Regions from separate parts of the Homo sapiens genome. Here region 2 is linked to region 1. The links are chromatin loops, found by intact Hi-C in ENCODE. Cell type or tissue: ascending aorta. All regions are shown on one strand. Links, peaks and the distances in the headings refer to the core of each region. The heading gives the core; the rest is flanking DNA.

Region 1 (9,234 bases), core at 1-8,000:
GAAACCCCATCTCTACTAAAAATACAAAAATTTGCTGGGTGTGGTGGTGCATGCCTGTAATCCCAGCTACTCGGGAGGCTGAGGCAGGAGAATCGCTTGAACCCTGGGGGCAGAGGTTGCAGTGAGTTGAGATCGCACCACTGCACTCCAGACTGGGTAACAGAGCAAGACTGTCTCAAAAAAAGAGAGAGAGAGAGAGACAGAACAGGAGTCCCCAACCTTTTTGGCACTAGGGACCAGTTTCGTGGAAGACAACTTTTTCACAGTCTTGTGATGGGGGATGGTTTTGGGATGATTCAAGCATATTACATTTATCATTAGATTCTCATAAGGAGCATGCAATCTAGATCCCGCACATGCGCAGTTCACAGTGGGGTTTGCACTCTTATGAGAATCCATTGCTGCCACTGATCCGACAGGGGGCGGAGCTCAGGGAGTAGTGCGAGTGATGGGGAGCAAATATAAATATACATGAAACTTCGCTTGCTCACCTGCCACTCACCTCCTGCTGTGAGGCCCAGTTCCTAACAGGCCACAGATGGACCAGTACTGGTCCATGGCCCAGGGGTTGGGGACCCCTGGCCTAGAGTGTAGAAATCACTCAATCACTGCTCCTTCCTTCCCCCACATTTTAATGTAGTACTATTTTATTATTTTATTTTATTCATCTTTGAGACAGAGTCTTCTCTGTCACCCAGGGATGGAGTGCAATGGCACAATCTCAGCTCAGTGCACCCTCCACCTCCTGGGCTCAAGCAGTCCTCCTGCCTCAGCCTCCCAAGTAGCTGGGACCACAGGCATATGCCACCACACTTAGCTAGTTTTTCTATTTTTTGTAGAGATGGGATTTCACCGTGTTGCCAAGGCTGGTCTCAAACTCCCAGGCTGAAGGGATCTGCCCACCTTAGCCTCCCAAAGTGCTGGGATTACAGGCATAAGGCAATGTGCCTGCCGCTAATGTAGTAGTTTTATATTGCATCATAATAATGTGTTACTCTGTTTATATGTATTGCTAGAATGTGAGTGTCACAAGGCTAGGGACCTGATTCATATTCTCAAATAGCATGCAATCATTCCATGTTTTGCTTTGTTTTGTTTTAGACAGGGTCTATTACCCAGGCTGTAGTGAAGTGGTACAATCATAGCTCACTGCAGCCTCAAACTCTTGAGCTAAAGTGATCCTTCTGCCTTAGCCTCCCAAGTAGCTGGGACTACAAATACCTGCCACCATGCCCAGCTAATGTTTAAAATTGTTTCTAGAAATGGGGTCTCACTATGTTCACCAAGCTGATCTCAAACACCTGGCCTCAATGGATCCTCCCAGCTCAGCCTCCCAAAGTGTTAGGATTACAGGTGTGACCCACCACACCCAGCCAATGCTTCTTTTGCTTTTTTGAGATGGAGTCTCACTCTGTTGCCCAGGCTGGAGTGCAGTGGTGCGATCTTGGTTCACTGTAACCTCTGTCTTCTGGATTCAAGCAATTCTCCTGCCTCAGCCTCCTGAGTAGCTGGGATTACAGGTACCTGCCACCATGACCGGCTAATTTTTGTATTTTTAGTAGAGGTGGAGTTTCACCCATATTGGCCAGGCTGGTCTCAAACTCCTGACCTCAAGTGATCCACCCACTTCAGCCTCCCAAAGTGCCGGGATTACAAGCATAAGCCACCACACCCAGCCAATAGTTCTTAATAAATGTTTGCAGAATAAATAAATCAAGTATTTTTTTGAAATGGAGTTCTGTCACTTGAACTATTTTTTAAATGATTGGATTTAAATAATCATTCGATTTTTTAAAATTCGTAAATTAGAAGAAAAAATTTCCTCATGGAGTTGTAAGAAATGAAAAAAAAAATCTCAGGGGTTGTGCTCTGATTTGAATGTGTCTCCCCAAATTCATGTGTTGGAAACTTGGTCCCCAGTGCAACAGCGTGGGGACGTGGGGCATTCTGGAAGGTGTTTGGGTCTTGTAGGCTTCACTCTCACAAATGGATTACGGTTGCTATAGAGAGGCTTGCAGAAGTGGGTTTGCTCTCATTTTGCCCTTCTGCCTTCTGCCATGTGAGGAAGCAGCAAGAAGGCCCATGCAAGATGCCAGCACCTTGATATTGGACTTCCCAGCCCCTAGAACTATGAGAAATACATTTCTGGTTTGTATATATTACCTAGTCTGTGGCAGTCTGTTGTGGCAGCACAAATGAACTAAGACCATGTGGAAGTACTTTATTAATTTTAAAATTTAAAATTTTGTATATATGCAAGAGATTACTGCAAGCTAAAGAAACCAAGGCCTTCAAGGTTGAAATGACTAAGCTCAAACCTAGACTAACACATGAAATTTTGAGACTTAAAGGTCCAGAGTTGAGGGGCCCCAAGAGTTCCTTCCAGAAGTCTCCCTTGGGACACCAACCACATGGATCTCAAGGGTACTACATCTGCATGCTGCCCTTTGTTGGGCAAATCCTCCGATGAGACCACAGTGTGAAATTAGCTGGATGTGGTGGTGCATGTCTGTAGTCCCTGCTTCTTGGGAGGCTGAGGCACGAGAATTTCTTTGAACCCAGGAGGCCCAGGTTGCAGTGAGCCGTATCATGACACTGCACTCTAGCCTGGGCAACAGAGCAAGATTCTGTCTCAAAAAAAAAAACAAAAAGAAAAGAAAAGAAAAAAGAAAAGAAAGATGCCAGTTGCTGTGCCTCTCACCTGTAATCCCAGCACTTTGAGAGGCCGAGGCAGGCAGATCACTTGAGGCCAGGAGTTTGAGACCAGCCTGACCAACATGGTGAAACCCTGTCTCTCCTAAAAATACAAAAATTAGCCGGGCGTGGTGGTGAGACACCAAGTAGTCTCAACTTCTTGGGAGGCTGAGGCATGAGAATTGCTTGAACCCGGGAGGCAGAGGCTGCAGTAAGCCAAGATCATGCCACTGCACTCCAGTCTGGTAGACAGAGCGAGACTCCGTCTCAAAAAAGAAATTGTTTTTAGATTAAGTGGGTACATGCGAAGGTTCGTTACAAGGGTATATGCATGATGCTGAAGCTTGGGCTTCTATTGATACCATCACCTACATAGTGAACATTGTACCCAATAGGAAGTTTTTCAACCCTTGCCTCCCTCTCTTTCCCTCCCCACTTTTTTAAAATACTGTCTCCAATATCTATTATTCCCATCTTTTTTTTTTTTTTGAGACAGAGTTTCGTTGTTGTCACCCAGGCTGGAGTGCAGTGGCGCAATCTCGGCTCACTGCAACCTCCGCCTCCCAGGTTCAAGCGATTCTCCTGCCTCAGCCTCCCGAGTAGCTGGAATTACAGGCACCTGCCACCACACCCAGCTATTTCTTTTGTATTTTTAGTAGAGACACGTTTCACCATGTTGGCCAGGCTGGTCTCAAACTCCTGACCTCAGGTGATCCATCTGCCCCGGCCTCCCAAAGTGCTAGGTTTACAGGCATGAGCCACCGTGCCCGGCCCTATTCCCATCTTTATAAAAAAATTTTTTGGCCAGGCACAATGGCTCATGCCTGTAATCCCAGCACTCTGGGAGGCCACGGCGGGCAGATCACGAGGTCAAGAGATCGAGACCATCCTGGCCAACATGGCAAAACCCCATCTCTACTAAAAATACAAAAATTAGCTCGGCATGGTGGCACATGACTGTAATCCCAGCTACTCATGAGAATCGCCGAGATCGCGCTACTGCACTCCAGCCTGGTGACAGAGCGAGATTCTGTAAAAAAAAACAAAACAAACAAACAAAAAAAAACAACTTTGTTTGTTTGTTTGTTTGAGATAGGGTATCACTCTGTCACCCAGGCTGGAGTGCAGTGGTAAAATCACAGCTCACTGCAACCTCCACTTCCTGGGCTCAAGCCATCTCCCACATCAGCCTCCCAAGCAGTTGGAACCACAGGTGTGCACCACCACACCCAGCTAATTTTTTGTATTTTTGGTAGAGACGGCATTTCGCCATGTTGCCCAGGTTGCTCTTGAACTCATGAGCTCAAGTCATCCTCCTGCCTCGGCCTCCCAAAGTGCTGGGATTACAGGCGTGAGCCATTGCACCTGGGCTATTGTTCACATCTTTATGTCCCTGTGTGTTCAGTGCTTAGTTCCCACTTGTAAGGGACAGCATGCTATATTTGGTTTTCTGGTTCTGTGTTGATTCACTTAGGATAATGGCCTCCAGCTGCATCCATGTTACTGCAAAGGACATGATTTCATTCTTTTTATGGCTGCATAGTATTCCTTGGTGTATATGTACCCCACTTTCTTTATCCAGTCCACTGTTGATGTGCACCTAGGTTGGGACACTATGAATGTCTTCTTCCTCTTTTTTTTTTTTTTCTTGAGATGGAGTTTCACTCTTGTCATCCAGGCTGGTGTGCAATGGTGCAATCTCAGCTCACTGCAACCTCTGCCTCCTGGGTTCAAGCAATTCTTTTGCCTCAGCCTCCCAAGTAGCTGGGATTACAGGCATGCGCCACCATGCCCGGCTAATTTTTTTGTATTTAGTAAAGACGAGGTGTCACCATACTGGTCAGGCTGCTCTCGAACTCCTGACCTCAGGTGATCTGCCTGCCTCAGCCTCCCAAAGTGCTGGGATTACAAGCGTGAGCCACCGCGCCAGCCACTGTGAATGTCTTCAATTTCTCCCTCCTCATTTCGTGAAACTGAAGCCCAAGGAGATAGTGTCTCCCGTCAAACTCTCAGGTGTGTTATCTTGTAGGGGATCTTAATTGCTTTGTGTGTATTTCATTGCTCTCCAATGAAATGTACCCTCTGAAGATTGAGCTCAGTCTTCCTTCACTTTTGTCTCTTCCCTGCCCGCCTCCCAAAGAGATTGCACATGACTCTAGATTTCAAGTAGATCCTTGGTAAAGACTCACAGAATAGACTTTTCTGTAAATCTGCCAGTTGTCAACAGTGCAGTGGTAGGAAACTTTAAAAGATGGTAGGAGACTGTTCCCATCTGCTGGTAAACTTGTAGAACTACAGCTAGAAGTCCCTCTTCTTTATAGAGCTCTCAACCAGGAATTTGTCTTGCAAGCTTGGATGTCTGGATCTCTTCCCCTAGGTACTCTGCTCTGATTCAGAGTTGAGCCTGGGCAAAGGGTGTCTGGCAGTATTTGTATTTGGTGGCATATTACACAGATGTTTCCCAAGTCTTTCATTTGTGCAAGATAGAATTAATCCCTGAGGCCTGGGTGGTGTGGCTCACATCTGTTATCCCAGCACTTTGGGAGTCTGAGTGAGCACTTTTGGGGCTCACTTGAGGCTAGAAGTTTGAGACCAGCCTGGGCAACATAAGACCTTGTCTCTATAATTTTTTTTTTTTTTTTTGAGACGCAGTCTCACTCCGTCGCCTGGCCTGGAGTGCAGCCGTGTGATCTCAACTCACTGCAACCTCCACCTCCCAGATTCAAGCGATTCTCCCGCCTCAGCCTCCCGAGTAACTGGGATTACAGGCAGGTGCCACCACACCTGGCTAATTTTTGCATTTTTAGTAGAAACGGGTTTCATCATGTTGGCCAGTATGGTCTTGAACCCCTGGCCTCAAGTGATCTGCCAGCTTCCACCTCCCAAAGTGCTGGGATTATAGGGATGAGCCACTGGGCCCGGCCCCAAAAATTTTTTTTGTAATTATAATAATACTTAAAAAAAAAAAAAAAAAACAGGCTCTCGCTCTGTCACCCAGCTTGGAGTGCAGTGGTGCAATCTCTGCTGATTGCACCCTCCAACTTCCCGGGCTCAGATGATCCTCGCACTTCAGCCTCCCAAAGTGCTAGGATTACAGGTGTGATCCACTGCACCAGGCTTCATAATACTAATTTATTATTATTATTATTTGAGACAGAGTCTCATTCTGTCACCCTGGCTGGAGTGCAGTGGTACAATCTCAGCTCACTGAAACCTCCAACTTCCTGGTTCAAGCAATTCTCTTGCCTCAGCCTCCCGAGTAGCTGGGATTACAGGGACGTGCCACCATGCCCAGCTAATTTTTGTATTTTTAGTAGAGACAGGGTTTCACCATATTGGCCAGGCTGGTCTCGAACTCCTGACCTCGTGATCTGCCCACCTTGGCCTCCCAAAGTGCTGGGATTACAGGCATGAGCCACCACGCTCGGCCAATAATATTTTTTTTAACTAAAAAAATGAATTAATCCCCAAACGCAGGAGGCTTCAGTCTGGTAGCAGAGCTAAGAACATCAATCACCATATTACAATTGTATAAAAGCGCTGTACACGGGAAACAAAAGGTGCCAGAGGCCAGAGACAGCCACTGCTGTTTGGGGACATGACAAAAATCACCGAGGCCTTCTGAAAAACGTGACCCTGACATTCTTTTCTTTTTTCTTTTTTTTTTTTTTTGAGATGGAGCCTCTCTCTGTTGCCCAGGCTAGAGTGCAGTGGTGCGATCTCGGCTCACTGCAACCTCTGCCTCCCAGGTTCAAACAATTCTCCTGTCTCAGCCTCCTAAGTAGCTGGGACTACAGGTGCTCGCTACCATACCCAGATAATTTTTGTATTTTTAGTAGAGGCAGGATTTCACCCCATCAGGCTGGTCTCGAACTCCTGACCTCAGGTGATCCCCCTGCCTTGGCCTCCCAAAGTGCTGGGATTACAGGCATGAGCCACCGTGCCTGGCCATAACCTTGACATTCTTATCAAAAGGAAGAGGCATTTTGCCCTTTTATGTCTAGTTTGGCAAGCAGAATTTTGTTTTATTTATTATTATTATTATTTTTTGAGATGGAGTTTCATTCTTGTTGCCCAGTCTGGAGTGCAATGGCACGATCTCGGCTCACTGCCACCACTGCCTCTTGGGTTCAAGTGATTCTCATGCCTCAGCCTCCCAAGTAGCTGGGATTATAGTTGCCTGCCACGAAGCCTGGCTAATTTTTTGTATTTTTAGTAGAGATGGGGTTTCACCATGTTGGCCAGGCTGGTCTCGAACTCCTGACTTTAAGTGATCCGCCCTCCTCGGCCTCCCAAAGTGCTGAGATTACAGGCGTGAGCCACCACTCCTGGCCCCTTACAATTAATTATATTCTACAGCCTGCAGAATCTGGAACTCTGGTGGTCCACTCTGTCCTTGTACACAGCAGGCAGGAAGTCCTGGAGAATTAATACTCACCCCTGCCCCACCACATCAACCATCAGCCAATGACTGCCTGGAGTTGGTGTATAAATACCCTTGCTCGGCCGGGCGCCGTGGCTCACGCCTGTAATCCCAGCACTTTGGGAGGCAGAGGCGGGCGGATCATGAGGTCAGGAGATTGAGACCATCCTGGCTAACACAGTGAAACCCCGCCTCTACTAAAAATACAAAAAATTAGCCAGGAGTGGTGGCGGGCGCCTGTAGTCCCAGCTACTTGGGAGGCTGAGGCAGGAGAATGGCGTGAACCCGGAAGGCGGAGCTTGCAGTGAGCCAAGATCGCGCCACTGCACTCCAGCCTGGGCGACAGAGCGAGACTCCGTCTCAAAAAAAAAAAAAAAAAAAATACCCTTGCTCCCTGGCCCCGTGGGTGGGGCTAACTCTGAGACGTGGGTTATACATCATTGCCCAGAGCTCCTCAACACCGTTAAGCACTGTAGGCCACATTGATGCCTCGCTTGATAATACACACTTATTGGAGGCTTTCCCTTTTCTGTCTCACGTCCCCACGCCCTAGTGGTGTCTCCTGAGATCACCTTCAAAACATTACATGCAAATTATTATCTTAAGGTTTATTTCTGGGGAAACAACATCTAAAACATCATCCAAGACCTGAGATAAAAAATTAAGAAGATTGGACTTTGAGCAGTAAGTGCTTCCTAAATGCCAAGTACTAACAGCCAATAGCTGTCATGAATGATTTTGTATTTTTACAATGTAAATGTAAATAAGAATCGCTTGAACCTAGGAGGCAGAGGTTGCAGTGAGCTGAGATGGTGCCACTGCACTCCAGCCTGGGCAACAGAATGAGACTACATCTTAAAAAAAAAAAAAAACCGGGTCCGGTGGCTCATGCCTACAATCTCAGCACTTTGGTTTGGGAGGCCAAGGCGGGTGGATCACCTGAGGTCAGGAGTTTGAGACCAGCATGACCAACGCGGTGAAATCCCGTCTCTACTAAAAATACAAAAATTAGCTGGGTGTGGTGGCGGGCGCCTGTAATCCCAGCTACTCAGGAGGCTGAGGCAGGGGAATAGTTTGAGCCCGGGAGACAGAGGTTGCAGTGAGCTGAGACTGAGCCACTGCACTCTAGCCTGGGCAACAGAGCAAGACTCTGTCTCAAAAAAAAAAAAAAAAAAAAAAAAAAGCACAAAGAAGCCTTAATAGACATTTCTCAAAGACATACAAATGACCACCAGGTACATTAAAAAAAAAATGCTCGATATCACTAATCACTAGAGAAATGCAAATCAAAACCACAGTGAGATATATCACTTCACACCATTAGAATGGCTATTTATCAAAAAGACAAGTGAAGCCTGGGCAACATGGCAAAACCTCATCTCTACCAAAAAAAAAAAAAAAAAAAAAACACCAAAAATACAGAAACTAGCCAGACATGGTGACACACACCTGTAGTCCCAGCTACTCAGGAAGCTGAGGTGGGAGGATCGCTTGAGCCCAGGAGGTCAAGGCTGCAGTGAGCTATGATCGTGCCACTGCCCTCCAGCCTGGGTGACAGAGTGAGACCATGTCTCAATTAGAACAACACATTTAAAAAGGACAAATGATAAGTGTTGATGAGATGTGGAGACAAGGGAACCCTCGACTCTGTTGGTGGGAATGTAAATTGGTTCAGTCATTATGGAAAACAGCAGGGAGTTTCTTCAGAAAGTTCAAATAGGCAATAGGATTGCCAGTACATCCCAGCAACCTCACTTCTGGGTACCTATCCAAGGTAATTGAAATAAACATGTCGCCGGCCATGGTGGCTCATGCCTGTAATCCCAGCACTTTGGGAGGCCGAGGTAGGCAGATCACCTGAGGCCAGGAGTTCAAGACCAGCCTGGGCAGTATGGTGAAACCCTGTCTCTACTAAAAATAAAAAAATTATCCAGGTGTGGTGGTGCACACCTGTAGTCCCAGCTACTTGGGAGGCTGAGGCAGGAGAATCACTTGAACCTGGGAGGCAGAGGTCCTGGGAGGCGGAGGTTGCAGTGAGCTGAGATTGCACCACTGCACTCCAGCCTGGGTGAGAGAGAGAGACTCTTGTCTCAAAAAAAAAAAAAAAGAAAAAAGAC
Region 2 (10,395 bases), core at 1,026-9,025, 160 kb before region 1:
CGGGAGGCTGAGGCAGGAGAATCACTTGAACCTGGGAGATGGAGGTTGCAGTGAGCCAAGATTGCACCACTGCACTCCAGCCTGGGCGACAGAGCGAGACTCCATCTCAAAAATAAACAAATGTCCCTCTGGCCTCACATGATTTTAAGTTCGGCTATTCCAGATCTCTGTCATTAGTGAGCTCTTTTTGGAGTGAGGAGAGAATTTCCACTTTTGTAATTGTGTGCTTCAACAAGATTCACAGACCCAGTAACTGGGCACTGTCAGTTGTTAGGACAACTCTGTGCCCGGAACTTTAGGCTTTACTCAGCAAGGCTAGGTCGCAAGTGCACTGTCATTTAGGGCAGAAGGACTCATCTCAGGTAGGAAACTAAATGACTCACCCAGAGCACATGTTATTTTGCTTCTGAACTGGAAGATACCATAAAGCTCCTTTCCTCGATGACATCTTCATTTAGAGAGGGGTGGGCTTAAACAGATGTTTGGGTCTGGAAGCTAAAATCAGCTTTTGGTGTAGGAGTCCTTTCTTTCTTTCTTTCTTTCTTTCTTTCTTTCTTTCTTTCTTTCTTTCTTTCTTTCTTTCTTTCTTCCTTCCTTCCTTCCTTCCTTCCTTCCTTCCTTTCTTTCTTTCTCTCTCTCCCTTCCTTCCTTCCCTCCCTCTCTCTCTCGTTCGTTCTTTCTTTCTATTTTTTTTTTAGACAGGGTCTCGCTCTGTTGCCCAGGCTGGAGTGCAGTGGCACAATCTTGGCTCACTGCAACCTCCACCTCCCAGGTTCAAGTGATTCTCGTGCCTCAGCCTCCCAAGTAGCTGGGATCACAGGCACCCGCCACCATGCCCGGCTAATTTTTGTTTTTTTTAGTAGAGACGGGGTTTCACCATGATGCTCAGGCTGGTCTCGAACTCCTGGCCTCAAGAGATCCACCCACCTTGGCCTCCCAAAGTTCTGGGATTACAGGTGTGAGCCACTGTGCCTGGCCTTGGTGTAGGAGCGATTTCTGAAATAATTCAGAAATAATGCCTTTCTGGCATTCTTTCACATATAAGCATTTTTATGCCCCAAGTATGTGTCAAAGCCTGTAAAATCCATTCAGGGAGAAAAAAAAGAAAATAAGAAAAATAAGACTCAGTCCCCAGCCCTCCAGGAGTGAATACCAAGGTGGCGGGCCAACCTGTTCACCATTTAGGCATCTGTGATAAATGTGTAAGCAGCATTTCTGAAGTCAGACTTCCTAATGCTTATTCAGTTTGTATCTAAGGCAGCTGATAAAAGACCTGATAATAGATAAATGCGCTGGGCATGGTGGCTCACGCCTGTAATTGCAGCACTTTGGGAGGCCCAGCGGGAGGACTGCTTGAGCCTAGCTAGGAGTTCAAGACCAGCCTGGGCCACAGTGAGACCCCATCTCTATAAAAAATTAGCCAGGCATGATGGCATGTGCCTATAGTCCCAGCTACTCAGGAGGCTGAGGTGGGAGGATCACTTGAGCCTAAAAGTTGGAGGCTGCAGTGAGCCTCCAACTGATTGTGTCACTGCACTCCAGCCTGGGTGACAGTGCATGACCCTGCCTCAAAAAAAAAAAAAAAAAAAAAAGCTTTGGGATATCTTTAATTAGGCATTTCAAACCCTACTGTATGGAGTTGATTTTTCAACATTTATTCACCATTTAGAAATTATGAATCAGAGACTCATAGAATGTTAGGGCTGGACTGTTAAATCTTTGAAATCTTTTTCTTTTTGAAACAGAGTTTTGCTCTTGTTGCCCAGGCTGGAGTACAGTGGTACGATCTCGGCTCACTGCAACCTCTGCCTCCCAGGTTCAAGTGATTCTCCTGCCACAGCCTCCCAAGTAGCTGGGATTACAGGTACCTGCCACCACACCTGGCTAATTTTTGTTTTTTCAGTAGGACGGGGTTTTACCATGTTGGCCAGGCTGGTCTCGAACTCCTGACCTCAGGTCATCCATCCGCCTCCACCTTCCAAAGTGCTGGGATTATAGGCATGAGCCACCACACCTGGCCTGAAATCTTCTTTGTCCAACCTTTGATTGAACAGAAAGTGACCTAAGACTCATGGAGGCCCCACTCAAGGTCCCAGAGTGAGCCCGAGAGTTCCAGTGGCAGAATGTCAGAATCTCCTTGCAGGGCCCCTTCCCTCCTCCCAGGGAGCCTCCCGGCAGCATGTGACCTGACCCTGCCGCTGCAGGCCTGGCCTCTCTGCACCCATGTCTTGTCCTGAACAGCACACTGCCTGATGATAACTGTCTCTCCCTTACTCATATCTTTTATCAGATTGATCACAAATTATTCGTAGGTAAGGGTCAGGGCTGAGTCATTTCCTCTGAGAAAATCCACTGGGCCGTTTAAAATAAAGGCTTTTCTTGGTTTGCTTTGAATCATCGCAAGGGTACCAAACGTGATGCAGGAAACCAAGGGGCCTGTGTCTTTCTGGGGAAAAAAAGAGCAAGATCTAGCTAGGCTCGCACAGGGCTGGACTTCTGGGTTACCCCAGAGAGGTTCTGCAGCCGCCATCCTAATTCCAGCCAAAGCATCTTCCCACTAAAGGCAAGCTGCTTTCCCTCTAGCAAACAGCAGTTCATATATCACACTAAGCAATGCTGGGCTTCTCTGGCTATCTAACCTGGAGGGTCGCCTCTAGGGGTTGAGGCTAGAAGGCTTCGGGACAAGCTGCTCTGGCTTGCCTGGCTGTGACACAGTAACCAAGAGCCCAGGTGAGGAGAAGCTTCCCACTGCAGACAGAAGTCCAGCCTCTGAGGCTGGGTGCGGCCTCCGAAGTTGGGCGCGGTGGCTCATGCCTGTAATTCCAGCACTTTGGGAGGCCAAGGCAGGAGGATTGCTTGAGCTCAGGAGTTTGAAACCAGCCTGAGCAACATGGCAAAACCCCGTCTCTACTAAAAATACAAAAATTAGCTAGGGGTAGTGATACACACCTGTGGTCCCAGCTACTTGGGAGGTTGAGGCAGGTGGATCTCTTGAGCCTGGAAGGCGGAGGTTGCGGTGAGCTGAGATCATGCCACTGCACTCCAGCCTAGGCGACAGAGCAAGACTCTGTCTCAAAAAAAAAAAAAAAAAAGTCCCAACTCTGCTTGCCCGGAACTCCACCTTGCTCTGGCCCAGCACACAGAGAGTTAAAAGCTTAGCCACCCCCCTGGCAGACTCTCTCCTTCAGCCTTTGGGGATTAAGCGCTCCAGTTCCTGGATTCTGCAACTCAAAGGCAGATTCCTAGGGATTCATCAGCCAGCATGGTCCTGCACCTCTCTACAAAGCCACAGGCTGCTCCTGGGTGTGGTGGGCTTACAGAGGGCTTTCAAGTCACCCATTCCCTAATCCACTTCAAGGCTCTTGTCTTCTTCCCCCTGGCATAGGTTGAACCTGTTCACGAAGGTAGAGAGCCCCTGCCTCAGTTTAAGGCCAACCAACCTCTGAAGCTAAGACTTTCTTTTTTTCGGCCAGGCATGGTGGCTCATGCCTGTGATCTCAGCACTTTAGGAGGCTGAGGCCAGGCGTTCAAGGCCAGCCTGGCCAACATGGCAAAACCCCGGTCCTACTAAAATTACAAAAATTAGCCGGGTGTGGTGGCACACGCCTGTCATCCCAGCTACTTGGGAAGCTGAGGCACAAGAATCGCTTGAATCCAGGAGGCAGAGGTTACAGTGAGCCGAGAACATGCCACTGCCCTCCAGCCTGGGCAACAGAGTGGGACTCTGTCTCAAAAAAGAAAAAAAAAAAAAACTCTCTTTTTCTTTTTTTTTTGCTTTCATGCTCAGAAAAGGAGATAACTATTGATTATGCAACCCCCAGGGGAGTGGTCCCTGTGTTCCTGTAAAGGCAAAGAAAGGACCTGGAGGGCTTTGAATATAGGTGAAGATCCCTCCTGACCCCCAGGAGGTCTCTCAAAGGAAAGTAACTTTCAAGTGACTATGAGGTTCTACAAAGCTTGAGTCGGCCAGGTGCAGTGGCTCTCCCCTGTAATTCCAGCACTTTGGGGTTACAGAGGAGGGAGGATTGCTTGAGGCCAGCTTGGGCAATGAGCAATACCCCATCTCTAAAAATCATAAAATAAATTAGCCAGGCATAGTGGTGCACACCTGTAGTCCCAGCTACTCGGGAGGCTGAGACGAGAGGATTGCGTGAACCCAGGAGTTTGAGGCTGCAGTGAGCTATGATCACGCCATTGCACTCCAGCCTGGGCAACACGGCAAGACCCCTTTTGGAAAAAGAAAAAAAGGAGTGCTTAAGTCCTTAAGGAAAGGAGCAGGATCTTTGGCAAGTTGAAAGGCCTGGGCTCCACAGCCTTTTTGGTGTCTGCCACCCTGAAGGTCTGTGGTCTCTGCAGCCAGCCCTCTCTGAGAAGCTGCCGTCATCAGAAGCTGCAGGGACCTGGCCTGTGCAGGGTTGCCCCTTCCTGGAGCTGAGCAAGGCAGCCTGGCCCTGACCTCAGTCCCCATGAGCTGACCTCCCTCAGGGTCGGTCTTCCAAGCAACATCCAAAAGGATATTTCTGGCGTGTTTTTCCTTTACAGCCACTTCCTGCGTATTAATGGCCTTATTGATGCTGACAGTCTGAAAAACAAGAAGGGGGGAGGGAAAGGAGGATGAGATGAATAAGCCTCTGAGAGTGGCTGAGACCCTCCCAGATGCCCGCCCCTTTCTCCTCCTCCAGCCAACCTCCCCCAGCCCCACGGGTGGTCGGTTCCTCTGCAGGCGCCCAGCTGGGGGCAGAGGTGGGCAGCGCTCCCAGGAGCCAGCTGGCTGGGCCGTCCTGAGGGAGTGGGCACCACTGCCTGGCATTGGCTGTGCCCAGCTGCTGCTCCCGCCTGCCACTCACTCCCTTGGCACAACAACATGGCAATTAAAGCCCGCACAAAGAGATGCTTTTCATCCCCCAGGGAAACATTATTTCTCCCGGAGCAGGAGGAAGAGGCGCAGAGATCAGGGAGCGACCGTGGCCCAAGAGCATCCAGCTGCCCCTCTCTCCCCTCCAAACCTTCCACAGAGCCTTCTCCGGCTGGCCAGCACCGGCGGTGGTCACTAAGTCTTTGTTTTCCCACACTCTTGGGCATTTTCCAACTTCTAAGCAAATTCCCTTGTACTTCCTTAATGACATCAAGGGACATTAAACATTCCCTCTCAATCGTTTTTAAAATCGTTAACTTTTTTTTTTTTTTTTTTGAGGAGTCTCGCTCTGTCACCCAGGCTGGAGTGCAGTGGCCCGATCTTGGCTCACTGCAACCTCTGCCTCCCGGGTTCAAGCGATTCTCCCGCCTCAGCCTCCCGAGTAGCTGGGCCTACAGGCACCCGCCATCAAACCCGGCTAATTTTTGTATTTTTAGTAGAGACGTGGTTTCACCATGTTGGTTGGCCAGGCTGGTCTCGAGATCCTGACCTCAGGTGATTTGCGAACCCCAAAGTTCTGGGATTACAGGCCTTGTTTTTTTCTCTTTTGAGCGGAGTCTTACTCTGTCGCCCAGGCTAGAGTGCAGTGGTGTGATCGTGGCTCACTGCAACCCCTGCCTCCTGTGTTAAAGCAATTCTCCTGCCTCAGCCTCCCGAGTAGCTGGGATTACAGGTGTGCACTACCATGCCCAACTAATTTTTGTATTTTTAGTACAGACGGGGTTTCGCCATGTTGGCCAGGCTGGTCTCGAACTTCTGACCTCAAATGATCCTCCCACCTCTGCCTCCCAAAGTGCTGAGATTACAGGCGTGAGCCACTGTGCCCGGCCAAATCATAACTCTTTTTAATTTTGCAAAGTGCATATACATAGGAGTACCATTTGCACAAACACAGAAAAGGGATTATATCATGTAGGCTGTTTTCTTAGGTACAGATTTTCTCCTTTTTCTGTTTTGATGTCATTCTATCCCTATAACCCATGTTAAAAACCTGTTATGTATCACATACATACACCCACACATACACATAAATACCTACATACTGAAGAGGTTAATTTTGCCATTGTTCTACAAAAATTAGATTGTCATATATAGACTTCTCTACATCTTGGTTTTCTTGAATGTATCTCCCGGAAAATTCTGCAAAGGGGCTGAAAAAACTCTAGTTTTTATTATTATTATTATTATTTTTCGTCCTGAGACAGGGTCTTTTTCTGTCCCCTAAGCTGATGTGCAGTGGCACAATCATGGCTCACCACAGCCTCCAACTCCTGGGCTCTAGCGATTCTCCTGCCTCAGCCTCCTGAGTAGCTGGGATTACTGGCGAATGACACCATGCTCAGTTATTTTCATTTTTGGTAGAGACGGGGTCTCACTATGTTGCCCAGGCTGGTCTCAAACTCCTGGCTTCAAGTGATCCTCCCACCTCAGCCTCCCAAAACACTGGGATTACAGGCATGAGCCACTGTCCCCAGCCAGGAATTACCTTTAAACTTTTAGGTGTGATAAATATGTTGTGGTTAATTTTTAAAGAGTTTGTTTTTTTTTTAAACAGGTTCATTCTGAAATATTTACTGGCAAGATGATACAATGTCTAAGATTTACTTCAAATAATCTGGAGAATAAAAAGTCTGGTGGTTGATGGTATAGACCCACGGATCAGCAAACTACAGTTACAAGCCACAACCAGACCAGACTAACACCTGGTTTTGAAAATAAAGCTTATGGCCGGGCACAGTGGCTCATGCCTGTAATCCCAGCACTTTGGGAGGCCAAGGTGGGTGGATCACCTGAGGTCAGGAGTTTGAGACCAGCCTGGCCAACATGGTGAAACCCCATCTCTACTAAAAATACAAAAATTAGCTGGGCGTGGTGACGGGCGCCTGTAATCCCAGCTACTTGCTACTCGGGAGGCTGAGGCAGGAGAATTGCTTGAACCTGGGAGGCAGAGGTTGCAGTGAGCCGAGATTCCACAATTGCACTCCAGCCTGGCTGAGAGAGCTCTCAGCGACAACAAAACTCTCAACAACAACAACAAAAAAAAAAAGAAAAAGAAAGAAAGAAAGAAAAGAAATCTTATTAGAATTCACCCACTCTCATGCATTTACGTATTCATTTAATATCAGCTGAGGCTGCTTCTGCATTACAAAGGCAGAGTTGAATGGTTGCGATGGAGACCATGCGGCCTGCAAAGCCTAAAATATTTACTAACTGGCTCTTTGCAGAAAATGCTGACCCCTTGTCCATAGGATATATGTTTGGCCACAAGTTCCTTGTTGATGCTGGGGCTATACCAGGGCTTCTTGGACTAGTCTTCATATTTGTATACGTTTGAACTTTTCTATAATGAAAGGTTAAAAAAAAAAACTTTGACCCAGTAATCTCACTCCTAGGAATCTATCCTTTGGAAATAAAAACTTTTTTTTTTTTTTTCTGTTTAGACAGAGTCTCACTCTGTTGCCCAGGCTGGAGTGCAGTGGCATGATCTCAGCTCACTGCAAACTCCGCCTCCTGGGTTCAAGCGATTCTCCTGCCTCAGCCTCCCAAGTAGCTGGGACTACAGGCGCATGCCACCATGCCTGGCTAATTTTTATATTTTTAGTAGAGACAGGGTTTCGCTATGTTGACCATCCTGGTCTCGAACTCCTGACCTCAAGTGATCCACCCGCCTCGGCCTCACAAAGTGCTGGGATTACAGGCGTGAGCCACAGCACCTGGCCAGCTTTTTTTTTTTTTTTTTTTTTTTTTTTTTCAAAAGAGATAGGGTTTCGCTGTCTTGCTATGTTGCCCAGGCTGGCGGGACTTGAACACTTGGATTCCAGTGATCCTCCTACCTCAGCCTCTCAAGTAGCTGGGACTATAGCTGCACACTGCCACATCCAGCTGCTGTTTTTCTAAATTCTCAGATATGCTCTTTTTTTTTTTTTTTTTTTTTTTTTTTGAGACGGAGTCTCGCTCTGTCACCAGGCTGGAGTGCAGTGGCGTGACCTCGGCTCACTGCAACCTCTGCCTCCTGAGTTCAAGCGATTCTCTCACCTCAGCCTCCCGAGTAGCTGGGACTACAGGCGCCTGCCACCACGCCCAGCTAATGAATATGTTCTTAAATTCATATCTCCTTATATATTTTCTTCTCCTGACCAGACTTGATTTTTAAACAGTATAACCTCTGTTGTAAGTTGAATTGTATACCCCCGCCCCACAAAAATATATAATCACGCCCAACCCCCCCCACCCCGTACCTATGAATATGATCTTATTTACAAATAGGGCATTTGCAGATGTAATTAGTTAAGATGAGGTCACACTGGAGTAGGGTCATATTATGGAATGTAATATGACTGGTGATCCTCGAAGAAGATGTAGGGATCCAGAGACACACAGGGAGGATGCTGCATGAAATGAGACAGAGATGAGTGATGAGTCTACAAGCCAAGGAATGCCAAGGACAGCCAGCGGCCACGAGAAGCTAGAAAGAATCCTTCCCGGCCGGGCGCAGTGACTCACACCTGTCATCCCAGCACTTTGAGAGGCAGAGGCGGGAGGATCACCTGAGGTCAGGAGTTCAAGACCAGCCTGGCCAACACAGCGAAACCGTGTCTCTACTAAAAAATACAAAAATTAGCTGGGTGTGGTGGTGTGTGCCTGTAGTCCTAGCTATTAGGGAGGTTGAGGCAGGTGGATTGCTTAAGCCCAGGAGGTTGAGAGTGCAGTAAGCAGTAATCACGCCACTGCACTCCAGCCTGGGTGACAGAGCGAGACTCTCAAAAAAAAAAAAAAAAATGGAGCCTTTCCTAGAGCTTTCAGAGACAGTATTGCCCTACCTTGCAAGACGGTGAGAGAATGCAGCCACCCAATTAGTGGGAATTTGTTGACAGCCCCAGGAAACTAATTACAGGGTCCTTTCCCCATCAGATGGGGTCCTCTGGGAGGACAAGAATGACATGCGATGCTTCCCCTACAGCACATGATTTGGGGCTCTCCTGAGCACAGTCGTTGGCTCTGCAGGGTGAGCGTAAGAGCAGTCAGGAAGGAATCTCTGGCCAGCACTTTGGGAAGCTGAGGTGGGAGGATCGCTTAAGGCCAGGATTTTGAGATCAGCCCGGACAACATGGTGAAACCCTGTCTCTACAAAAAATACAAAAATTAGCCAGGTGTGGTGGTGCACAACTGTAGTCCCAGCTACTAGGGAGGTTGAGGTGGGAGGATCGCTTAAGCCCAGCAGGCAGAGGTTGCAGTGAGCCGTGATCGCCCCCACTGCATTCCAGCCTGGGCAACAGAGCAAAAACCCTGTCTCAAAAAAAAGGAAAAAAAAAAAGATGCAAGTAAGAAGTGAAAAGTTCATTCCCCTAAACCTCTCCATGAAGCAGTACTTCTCTCCTATGGAGACGCAGTGCTTACAGCTTCCTCTTAGCACGTCCTTCCCTGGACCTTAGTCCTCAGTGACAGAACTGTCCCAAGCACTGTCTTCCCTGTACATTTCCTCAAGTGCATTACAGCCGTTTAAACTATGTTCTTCCCCTGGCACCATAGGCCAGGGGCACCATGACATAGGCTGGGGCACCATGACAATGGCAAAATTCTGGCTGCAGACAGACCCCTGGGCAAAGTCTCCATACTTCCGGAGCCCATCAAGGTTGTCTGCAGTCAGAAAGGACTTACAAGGCATATAAACACATAGAAGGACAAGAAACCCAAATCTGTAAGATGCTGACCTGGACATGGTTAAGTTCCAGGGGGTTTGGGAAGGCCTGTAAGGAATATGGGCCGTGAGGAAGAGGACCACACCAGGTAGTTGGAAATGCTAGAAATGGGGCTGGATGTGGTGGCTCATGCCTGTAATCCCAGTACCTTAGGAGACTCAGGTGGGAAGATCACTTCAGGACAGGAGTTCAAGACCAGCCTGGGCAACATAGTGAGACCTCATCCCTACAAAATATTAGCTGGGTATGGTGGCATGCGCCTGTATTCCCAGCTACTCTGGAGACTGAGGTGGGAGGATTACTTGAGCGATCCAGGCATTGGAGGCTGCAGTGAGCTGAGATTGCATCACTATGCTCGTCTGAATGACAGAGCAAGACCTTGTCTTAGAAAAGAAGGAAGAAGGAAGGAAGGAAGGAAGGGAGGGAGGGAGGGAAGAAAAATGGTAGAAACTGCTTCAGGGCCTCTAGGGAGGACCCATGATGGGTGAGATTTAGATTTACCCTAAAAATAACTGTTCCTACTGCTTGACCAATTGCTCAAACTTGTGGTCATTATGAACCTTGCTCACACACACACGCAAAAATCTTATAGTAACAAATTTTTAAAATCTTTAAAATTCCCATAAGCCACGTAAAATAATATACCGTGAGTTTGTGACTATGGATCCACTGAGTGTGTGTGTATAGCTGAGAATCAGGAAAGTTCTGTGCTGTAGTGTTGAAAGGAGAGAGAAACCTTTTAAACTGAGACACTGCTCAAGGAAGACTTCTTAAAGGGAA

What was found. Peaks named below come from ENCODE experiments on the same cell type or tissue, not always from the same donor. Only the 100,000 strongest peaks of a DNase experiment are listed, where the experiment ranks them.
Region 2: a loop joins it to region 1, with 4 times the contacts of the local background. A loop is called at or near these places in 4 of 110 quality-filtered maps.

Annotation. Positions count from the first base shown.
Region 1 is chr7:75,757,667-75,766,900 of GRCh38, forward strand. No RefSeq gene overlaps it. Among named protein-coding and RNA genes, the nearest start is that of CCL26, 9.9 kb to the right of the region's middle. In ascending aorta, for the core only: a CTCF peak has its summit at 4,982 (motif pointing left); no DNase peak of the experiment used is centred there.
Region 2 is chr7:75,594,666-75,605,060 of GRCh38, forward strand. It overlaps HIP1 (huntingtin interacting protein 1), which reads right to left. Exons shown (of 31, transcript NM_005338.7): 2 at 4,519-4,582. Among named protein-coding and RNA genes, the nearest start is that of SPDYE5, 110 kb to the left of the region's middle. RefSeq lists enhancers at 266-1,213, 2,128-2,267, 8,259-9,209. In ascending aorta, for the core only: a CTCF peak has its summit at 4,733 (motif pointing right); no DNase peak of the experiment used is centred there; H3K27ac peaks cover 745 bases.